2 separate regions of the Homo sapiens genome follow, and region 1 is linked to region 2. Evidence: chromatin loops called from intact Hi-C (ENCODE). Cell type or tissue: psoas muscle. All regions are shown on one strand. Each heading gives the region's core, and the rest is flanking DNA. Links, peaks and the distances in the headings are about the cores only. Region 1 has its middle 5.8 kb from the start of KLHDC2. Region 2 holds the start of KLHDC1 (kelch domain containing 1).

The links. Hi-C counts contacts between places; a loop is a spot of excess contacts. Peaks named below come from ENCODE experiments on the same cell type or tissue, not always from the same donor. Only the 100,000 strongest peaks of a DNase experiment are listed, where the experiment ranks them.
Region 1: it touches region 2 in a loop (3.0-fold over the local background); 57 of 110 quality-filtered maps call a loop at or near these places.

What each region holds. Positions count from the first base shown.
Region 1 is chr14:49,759,614-49,764,996 of GRCh38, forward strand. No RefSeq gene overlaps it. Among named protein-coding and RNA genes, the nearest start is that of KLHDC2, 5.8 kb to the right of the region's middle. In psoas muscle, for the core only: no CTCF peak of the experiment used is centred there; no DNase peak of the experiment used is centred there.
Region 2 is chr14:49,690,791-49,696,168 of GRCh38, forward strand. KLHDC1 (kelch domain containing 1) reads left to right here and starts at 2,330. Exons shown (of 13, transcript NM_172193.3): 1 at 2,330-2,500. The coding sequence starts at 2,405. RefSeq lists silencers at 2,475-2,524, 2,535-2,704. In psoas muscle, for the core only: no CTCF peak of the experiment used is centred there; DNase peaks (open chromatin) are centred at 2,291 and 2,661; H3K4me3 peaks cover 2,537 bases; H3K27ac peaks cover 2,105 bases.

The DNA.
Region 1 (5,383 bases), core at 208-5,207, 69 kb after region 2:
TTTATTTTGTCTGAATAAGTATAGCTTCTCCTGCTCTTTTGTTTGTTTGTTTCCATTGGCATGGAACATCTTTTTCCATCCCTTTATTTTCAGACTGTGTGTCTTTATAGGTGAAGTGCATTTCTTCCAGGCAACAGATCATTGAGTCTTGGTTTTTTTTTTTAATTCATTCAGCCACAACATGTCTTTTGATTGGAGACTTTAGTCTATTTACACTCAATATTATTATTGATAAGTAAGGACTTACTCCTGCCATATTGTTATTTGTTTTCTGGTTCTTTTGTGGTTTTCTCTTCCTCCTTTCCTTCTTGTCTTCCTTTTAGTAAAGATGATTTTCTCTGGTGGTATGATTGAATTTCTTGCTTTTTATTTTTTGTGTTTCCATTATATGTTTTTTTGATTTGAGGTTACCATGAGGCTTGCAGATACTATCTTAAAACCTATTATTTTAAGCTGATAGCTACTTAACACTGCTTGCATAAACAAACTAACAAGCAAAAAGTAAACTAATAAAACCTCTACATTTTAACTTAATTCCCCAGCTTTTTAATTTTTTGTCATTTCTATTTATTATTGTCCTATATATGTCTTGAAAATTTGTTGTAGTTATTTTTGACTAGTTCATTTTTAGTCTTTCTACTTAAGAGTAGTTTGCACACCACAGTTACAGTGTTATAATAGTCTGTGTTTTTCTGTGTATTTACTATTACCAGTGAGTTTAGTACTTTCAGATGATTTCTTACTGCTCACTGACATCCTTTTCTTTCTGATTGAAATACTCCCTTTAGCATTTCTTATAGGACAGGTCTGGTACTGATGAAATCCCTCAGCTCATGTTTGTCTAGAAAAGTCTTTATTTCTCCTTCATGTTTGATGGATATTTTCACTGGACATACTATTCTAGGGCAAAAGTTTTTTTTCCTTCAGAATTTAATTTTGTTTTATTATACTTTAAGTTCTGGGGTACATGTGCAGAACGTGCAGGTTTGTTACATAGGTATACACGTGCCATGGTGGTTTGCTGCACCCATCAACCCGTCATCTACATTAGGTATTTCTCCTAATGCTATCCCTCCCCTAGCCCCCCACCCCCCAACAGGCCCTGGTGTGTGATTCCCTGTGTCCATGTGTTCTCACTGTTGAACTACCACTTATGAGTGAGAACATGATGGTGTTTGGTTTTCTGTTCTTGTGTTAGTTTGCTGAGAATGATGGTTTCCAGTTTCATCCATGTCCCTGCAAAGGACGTGAACTCATCCTTTTTTATGGCTGCATAGTATTCCATGGTGTATATGTGCCACATTTTCTTTATCCAGTCTATCATTGATGGGCATTTGGGTTGGTTCCAAGTCTTTGCTATTGTGAATAGTGCCGCAATAAATGTGTGCATGTGTCTTTATAGTAGAATGATTTATAATCCTTTGGGTAGATACCCAGTAATGGGATTGCTGGGTCAAATGGTATTTCTGGTTCTAGATCCTTGAGGAATCGCCATACTTGTCTTCCACAATGGTTGAACCCCGGAGGTGAAGGTTGCAGTGAGCCGAGATTACGCCACTGCACTCTAGCCTGGGTGACGGAGCGAGACTCTCGTCTCTCAAAAAAAAAAAAAAAAAATTTATTCTTCTGTTTCCTCTGTGTATTTTCAAATAGCCTGTCTTCAAGCTCACCATTTATTTCTTCTGCTTGATCAATTCTGCTATTAAGAGACTGATGCATTCTTCAGTATGTCAGTTGCATTTTCGAGCTCCGGAATTTCCGCCTGATTCTTTTTAATTATTTCCATTTCTTTGTTAAATTTATCTAATATTATTCTAAATTCCTCTTCTGCATTATCCTGAATTTCTTGAATTTCGTTGAGTTTCCTCAAAACAGCTATTTTGAATTGTCTATCTGATAGTTCACATATCTCTGTGTCTTCAGGATTGGTCCCTGGTGCCTTATTAAGTTCATTTGGTGTGGTCACGTTTTCCTTGATGGTCTTGATACTTGTGGATGTTCATCAGTGTCTGGGCATTGAAGAGTTAGGCATTTATTGTAGTCTTCACAGTCTGGGCTTGTTCGTATCTGTCCTCCTTGGAAAGGCTTTGCAGCTATTCAAAAGGATGTGGGTGTTGTGATCTAAACTGTTATCTGCATTGGGGGGGATTCCGTGCCCTGTGAACTGTGGTTCTAGCAGACTAATAGAGGTGCCACCTTGGTTGTCTTGGATAAGATCTGCAAGAATTCTTTGGATTAACAGATAGAGACTCTTGTTCTCTTCCCTTACTTTCTCCAAACAAATTGAGTCTCTCCGTTCTGAGCTACCTGGAACTGGGGGTATGGTGATGCAAGTACTCCTGTGGCCACCACCACAGGGACTGTGCTGGGTCAGACATGGAGCCAGCACAGCACTGGATGTCACCCAAGGCCTACTGTAACCCCCACGTGGCTACTGTATAGGTTTCCTGAAGGCCCTAGGACCCAGGTGGCATGGTCAGCCAGGCTTTTGTCCTTCTCTTCACAGTGGACCTTTCTCTCTTTCTAACCCATTACACTTAGGTTACACCTTTTGTGATTGTGCCACAGTTATTGGATATTCTAGGGGAGTCTGAGGTGCCTTTTTTTTTCTTTTTGGTCTTTTTTCTCTTTGCGTTTCAGTTTTGGAAGTTTTATTGACATACCCTCAAACTCAGAGATTCTTTCCTCAGCTATGTCCAGCCTACTAGTTAGTTCATCAAAGGCATTCTTCATCTTCGTTACAGTTTATTTGATCTCTAGCATTTCTGTTTGGTTCTTTCTGAGAATTTCCATATCTTCTCTATTTACCTTACCCATCTGACTTAAGCAATCCTCCCACCTCAGCCTCCTGAGTAGCTGGCTGGTTCCACAGGCGCATGCCACTATGGCCGGCTAATTTTTGTATTTTTTGTAGATAACAGTGTTTTGCCCTGTTGCCCAGGCTAGTCTTGAACTCTTGGGCTCAAGCGATCTGCCTGCCTAGGCCTCCTAAATTGCTGGGATTATAGGGGTGAGCCACTGTGCCTGGCCATTACCCATCTGTTCTTGCATTTGACTACTTTTTCCATTAGAGGCTTTAGCATATTAATCATAGTTGTTTTAAATTCCTAGTCTGATAACTTCAACATTCCTGTCTTATCCGAGTCTGCTTCAGATGCTTGCTCATTTCTTCACACTGTGTTTTTTGTTGTCATTGTTTTTTTTGAGAGAGTCTCACTCTGTTGCCCAGGCTGGAGTGCAGTGGTGCGATCTTGGCTCACTGCAACCTCTGCCTCCCAAATTCGAGTGATTTTCCTGCCTCAGCCTCTGGAATAGCTGGGATTACTGGCATGTGCCACCACACCCGGCTAATTTTTGTATTTTTAGTAGAGACAGGGTTTTGCCATGTTGGCCAGGCTGGTCTCAAACTCCTGACCTTAGGTGATCCACCCGTCTCGGCCTCCCAAAGTGCTGAGATTTCAGGCATGAGCCTCCACACCCAGCCCACGATGTTTTGACTTTTATTATGCCTTGCAATTTTTTGTTGAAACCTAAACATGATGAGCTGGGTGAAAGAAACTCTGGTAAATAGGCCTTCTGTGGTGTGGTAGTAAGAAGTGTGGGGAGGGAAAGCATTCTGTAGTCCTATAATCATCTGTCTTTTTAGGAGCCTGTGCCCCTGGACTATCAACTTCACCCCAGTTCTCAGTTTTTCCCCCACTTAGGTGGAACAGAATGGCTAGAGGCGGCTGGAATTAGGTATTTTCCTTTTGCCAGGTAGAGTAGGCTTTGATAAAATAGTTTCTCCTGAGGCAGCCCTTGTTAAGAAGAACTAGCATATTTCAAAATGGTTCCTTTTTCCTTACCCTTGCTGGAAGCATGAGATAATTTTTCTCTGATATTTACTGTAAGAACCTAAGAGACCTCCTGGAGGTAAACTCAAAAAAGTGTGAGGATCGTCCTATGACTGGGTCCCCCGGAGTTGTGGTTTTGTTTATTTGTTTGTTTTTTTGATACAGGGTCTTACTCTGTTGCCCAGGCTGGAGTGCAGTCATATGATCTCAGCTCACTGCAGCTTCCTGGATATAAGCAATTCCTGTGTCTCACCCTCCCTAGTAGCTGGGACTACAGGCAAGTGTCACCAAACCCGGCTATTTTTTATATTTTTAATAGAGATGGGATTTCACTATGTTGATCAGGCTGATCCCGAACGCCTGACCTCAAGTGATCTGCCCACCTAGGCCTCCTAAATTGCTGGGATTACAGGCATGAGCCACCACACCCAGCCCCCTGGAGTTTTTAAGTCTAAAACGTGTTCACACTGAGCCTCCAACAAGTCATCAATTACTGTAAAGTTTTTATGCTCCCAAACTGGTAGCTCAGAAGGTTTTTGCTCATGGGTTTCTGCTTTGGTAAATTGTGATTCTCTGTATTCACCCATCTGTCTCTGCAGTTTGACAGGCAGTGGTTTGCACTGTGACCTCACTTCTCTGATTGATCTAAGAACAGTTGTTGATTTTTCAGTTTGCTCAGCTTTTTGTTTGTTGTTAGGATGGAGTGGCAGCTTCTAAGCTGTTTACATGCCAGACTAAAAACTGGAAGTCTTGGGCAGGGCACAGTGGTTCATGCCTGTAATCCCAGCACTTTGGGAGGCCGAGGTGGTGGATCACTTGAGTTCAAGAGTTCGAGACCAGCCTGGACAACATGGTGAAATCCCCCATCTCTACCAAAAATACAGAAAAGTTAGCCGGTGTGGTGGCACACGCCTGTAGTCCCACCTACTTGGGAGGCTGAGGCGAGAGGATCGTTTGAGCCTGGGAGGTGGAGGTTGCAGTGAGCCGAGATCACGCCACTGTATTCCAACCTGGGTAACACAGTGAGACCCCACATCAAAAGGAAGAAAAAAAAGAAATTGGAAGTCTTACAAGAGTATTTTTTTCAGCAAAAGATTTTTTTGCACACATTCTGGATTATGATTATAATGATAGCATTATCAATCATTGAATTTCAAATGACCTATAGTGGATTTTTAAGAATTTTATTATCTTTACAAAGAGACTTTTATTCTTAAACTAACTTCAATTGTCTCTTCTATTTTTATTTGATAAGATGTACAATTTATAGGCAGTGATTAAAAGGTTGGAGGTCCTTTGTTGTTTTTGTTAAGATAATTGAGGGATATTAAAATGAAGGAAGTGAAAATGTCTGAGTATCAATATAGATACACATACAAAGTAGGATAAGTAATGTACTCTAAAGTTGTCAAAGGCCTTGAAATTTTTTTGATTCTATCCCATTTAGGTCAAAATTAGAAAATTTTCCTCAAAAGAAAGTGATTCTGAAAACAATATGCTTTTGCTTTTTTTTTTTTGAGATGGAGTCTCACTGTATTGCTAGCTAGAGT
Region 2 (5,378 bases), core at 379-5,378:
GTACTCTTTGAACTATTTTTTCAACTTTTTTTGGTTTGCTACTTTTTATATTAAGAAATTGGAGAGAAAATAATCAATTCCAGTTGCCCAGCTTTCTCTCACAATCTGACCTCACAATTCCCCTTTTCCCATAAATGTTCCCAATCATAATTCTCTTTCTCTAATAAATTTTCAACTTCTTCTATGGCTCCTTCACCTGGCCAGCTCATAAAGTCCCAATACTTAAATGAACAATTATATGCTGATGACTCCAAAATCCCTATCTCTAGCCCTTAGCTCTCTTAGACTTCAAATCCAACTCAATATGCCTCCAAATGAACTCACCATTAGCCCTGCCCTCCCCCAAACCTGTTCCTCCTCCCATGTTCAATAACCTAGCGAAGGGCTCCACCCACCTCCCACCCAGTGACCAAGCTGGTAAACTAGGCATATCCTTGACTCTTCCCTCTCACGAATGAAAGTTCCTTGAACAACTTCCGTTCATCATTCAGTTCTTAACTTAGACTTTACTTTCTCTCAGGAACCTTCCCTGTCTTCCCTCAATCTGAGTTAAAGGGCCTCTGTACACCCAAGGTGCCCTGGACTTTTGCTATTTTCACACTTACTGCACGGTATGGTAATTGTCTGTTTGCTGGTCTATAGACTCCACCAGACTCTACAGTCCAGGAGGACAAATGCTCCATTTCAAAAATACAATACCAATATTACTAGTAACAATAAAGTGATGGAGTGAGAATTATGATTGACATATAGTTTACACTAAGTAAAATGCACATATCTGTATGCAGTTCAATGCATTTTGATAAATGTATACACCCATGTAACCACCACCTCAATCAAGATACAGAACATTTTAATCACTCCAGAACACTTCCTGTACTCCTTTCCATCAGTCCCCTCCCCCTCCCTACTCCCAAATGACCACTTTTCTGCTTTCTATTATCATAGATCACTTTTGTCTATCTTGAATTTCTTCCTTCCTTCCTCCCTTCCTCCCTCCCTCCCTTCTTCCTTCCCTCCCTTCCTCCTTTTTCTTTCTTTCTCTCTCCCTTTCCCTCTCTCTCTCTTTCTCTCTTTCTTTCTAAGGAACCTTGCTCTGTCGCCCAGACCGGAGTGCAGTGGCGCGATCTCGGTTCACTGCAACCTCCACCTCCCGGGTTAAAGCGATTCTCTTGCCTTTGTAGCTGGGATTACAGGCATGCGCCACCACGCCCGGCTAATTTTTGTATTTTTAGTAGAGACGGGATTGCCCAGGTTGGCCAGGCTGGTCTCAAACTCCTGAGCTCAAGTGATCCGCCTACCTCATCCTCCCAAAGTGCTTAGATGAGAGGCGTGAGCCACTGCAATCCAGTTACATTTGTAAAGTTAAATATGCATTTATCCTCTGACCCAGCAATTCCACATCTAGAACTCTACTCCAAAGATAGGCTTGTACAAATACAAAATAACATATGCATAACGTTTCATCGCAGCATTATTTATGATAGCCAAAAAAACCTGGAAATAACCGATATGTCCATCAATAAGAATCTGTTTGAATAAGCTATGACACATCCAATCGGTGGAGTGCTATGAAGCTATGAAAAGGACTGAGGAGACTGCTTGCTGTATCCTGATATGGATCGTCAAGTGAAAAGAGAAAGTTAAGGAACACTGTATATACTTCCTTTTGTGTAAGAAAAGGAGCAGATACTCTGTTTATTTGTATAGTCAAAAATAAACAATAGAAAGTATCATTAAAGTGCACCAGACTTAAGTGCCTTCTAATGTGATGCAATATGAAGTATTTTCCAAAAAAAAATCTGAACTAGAATCTAATAAAGCTTTTAGATACAGCTTCCAGCCTAAAAGAAGTATGGGGAAAGGATGCACAAGTTAATGAGAAAAGACACTGAGGAACCAAACCCAGAAGGTGGTACGGCTGTAGGAAAATAAGAAAACTAATCCATATAACAAACAAATGGCACAAGAGAGAAGGGAGAGAAGCTATTCTAGAGTAAAACAGACGTAAAGTCTTAAGAGGCGTTAACAACGAATTACGGTGCTGAACAAACCAACTATAGAAAAGACATTTTGAGATAATCAAGGAATCTGACTACAGACTGACTACTAAATGAGGCTGTACTGCCAAAACACAATTCCAAGAGAGAAGGAATCTGCGCGTGGAAAGCCCAGGCCCCTTGCCCACTGCGAGGAGCCAGAACGTCCCTCCACAGCCGCGCCGCCCCTGGCTCGACTTCCCGAGCGAGAGCCGCGGGACGTTGCAGACGCACTGGCTCCGCCTTCCCACCAATCTCGACCCTCGCCGCGTTCCGTTCGTGCGTGGAGCAGTCGGGGCTGGAGGCGAGGCCGCCGGGCGGGCAGGGGTTGTGGCGCGGCAAGCGGCGGGCCAGCGACGGCGCGAATGGCGGACTCTCAGCTGTTCTGTGTGGCGGAGGAACGCAGCGGCCACTGCGCCGTGGTGGACGGAAACTTCCTCTACGTGTGGGGGGGCTACGTGGTAAGGGGAAGAGGCGGGACGGGGTAGACTCGCGCCGGGAGACCCTCGGCCTGAGCGGACGCAGCGCCCGCCACACCCGCTCCCGAGGCTGCGGCCCAGGCCTGGCGCGCCCGGCGCCTGCAGCCCCCCAGCCCCTCCGCTGGCCGCCGCCCCCACAGCCGCGCCAGGGCTTGACGTCGTCCCGCCGTTGCTTCTTCTATTAAAGCCTCAGACCCGGCTCCGGGCCTCTTACCACTCTCCGCCCCTCTTTGCCAGCAATTCAGTAACCACGGTTTGCCCAATGCAAAGGCAGTTACAGCGCGATTAATTATTATCCTTAAATACTGGCGCAGACCTAGAAGGACCCGAGGACGCCGTGCTGTATCATTTTGTATATATTTCCTTATTCCCACGGCGCGATTCGAAATAAAATATCGAAATCACTGAAGCATTTAAATATTTATTTTCTTTTCTTTTTCTTTTTTTTTTTTTTTTGAGATGGAGTTTCGCTCTTGTTGCCCAGGGCTGGAGTGCAATGGAACGATCTCAGCTCACCGCAACCTCCGCCCCCCGCCCCGGGTTCAAGCGATTCTCCTGCCTCAGCCTCCCTAGTAGCTGGGCTTACCGGCATGTGCCATCATGCCTGGCTAATTTTGTATTTTTAATAGAGACAGGGTTTCCCATGTTGGTCAGGCTGGTCTTGAACTCGCGACCTCAGGTGATCCGCCCGCCTTGGCTTCCCAAAATGCTGGGATTACAGGCATTAGCCACTGTGCCTGGCTTGCATTTTAAATATTTCTAAGCTATTTTTAGTGGCGTTTCTTTACTAATGACTATTTTTTCTAGTCTCAAAATAGACGCATGTTAGCAATAATATGCTAAGAAATATTATGCTTTAAAATTCTTACTACAATGGAGGTTTGAGCGTATGTGTGTGTTGTGTGTCCATAATCACAGAATTATAGAAGCAAGAATGGTAAAGCTGGAAAACAGGAATACTATATGCCAACCCTCTTAGTTTACAGATTTTTTTTCTTAAGCCATCTGGAAGTTCTACTGATAGTAGAACCTACATCTTCTGTCTCCCTACCATTATGTGACAGACCTGTAACGTGACTGAATCATATTGAAATGACCAACATACAGGCATACCTCGAAGTATTGCAGAATACTTCGTATGACTGCAATAAAGCGAGGTCATACGAATTTTTTTGGTATCTCAGTGCATATAAAAGTCATGTTTACATTGTAGTGTGTTAAGCATGCAATAGTATTATGTGTAAAAAAAAAATGTACATACCTGGCTGGGCGCGGTGGCTCACACCCGTAATCCCAGCACTTTGGGAGGCTGAGGCGGGTGGATTACCTGAAGTCAGGAGTCCGAGACCAGCCTGGCCAACATGGTGAAACCCCGTCTCTACTAAAAACACAAAAATTAGCCGGACATGGTGGCGGATGCTTGTAATCCCAGCTACTCGGGAGGCTGAGGCAGGAGAATCACTTGGACCCGGGAGGCGGAGGTTGCAGTAAGCCAAGATTGCGCCATTGCATTCCAGCCTGGGCGACAGAGCGAGACTCCGTCTCAAAACAAAAAAACAAAAAACTGTACATACCTAATTTCAAAATTATTGCTAAAAAATGCTAAGGATTATCTGAGCCTTCAGCGAGTTGTATTCTTTTTGCTCATGGAGGGTCTTCCTCTATGTAGTTGGCTACTGACTGATTAGGGTGGTTGTTGCTGAAGGTTGGAGTGGCTGTGGCAGTTTCTTAAGACAAGACAATGAAGTTTGCCACATTGAGCCTTCCTTTCACAAAATATTTCTCTGTAACATGCAATGCAGTTTTGATGTGTGTGTGTGTGTGTGTGTGTGTGTGTGTGTTTTGAGACAATCTCTCCTGCAACCTCTGCCTCCCAGGTTCAAGCGATTCTCCTGCCTCAGCCTCCTGAGTAGCTGGAATTACAGGTGTGCACCACCATGCCTGGCTAATTTTTGTATTTTTTACAGGCGTGAGCCACCGTGCCCAGCCATGAAATGTATTTTCTTAAATAATAAGACTTGAAAGTCAAAATGATTCCTTGATCCATGGGCAACAGAATGGATATTGTGTAGCAGGCATGAAAAGATAAATCTTGTAGATCTCCCATCAGAGCTCTTGGGTGACTAGGTGTGTTGTCAATGAGCAGTGAGTGAGATTTTCTGAGCAGCAGTTCTCAACAATAAACTACTCAGTAAGCCATGCTGTCAAAGAGACATGCTGTCATCCAGGCTTTCTTGTTCCGTTGTTAGAGCACAGGCAGTGTAGATTTAGCATAATTCTTAAGGGCCCTAGGATTTTCAGAATGATAAATGAACATTGGCTTCAACTTAAAGACAGCTACTACATTAGCCACTAACAAGAGAATTAGCTGGTCCTTTGAAATTGGACATTGACTTCTCTCTAGCTATGAAAGTCCTAGATGGCATCCTCTTCCAATATAAAGCTGTTTCATCCACGTTAAAAAATCTATTGTTGGCCGGGCACGTTGGCTCACGCCTGTAATCCCAGGACTTTGGGAGGCCGAGGCAGGCGGATCACAAAGTCAGGAGATCAAGACCATCCTGGCTAACATGGTGAAACCCCGTCTCTACTAAAAATACAAAAAAAATTAGCCAGGCGTGGTGGCAGGCGCCTATAGTCTCAGCTACTGGGGAGGCTGAGGCAGGAGAATGGCGAGAACCCAGGAGGCGGAGCTTGCAGTGAGCAGAGATCGCACCACTGCCCTCCAGCCTGGGCGACAGAGTGAGACTCTGTCTCAGAAAAAAAAAAAAAAAAATCTATTGTTTAGTGTAGCCACCTTCATCAGGTATCTTAGCCAGATCTTCTGGATAACTTGCTGCAGGTTCTACATGAGCACATG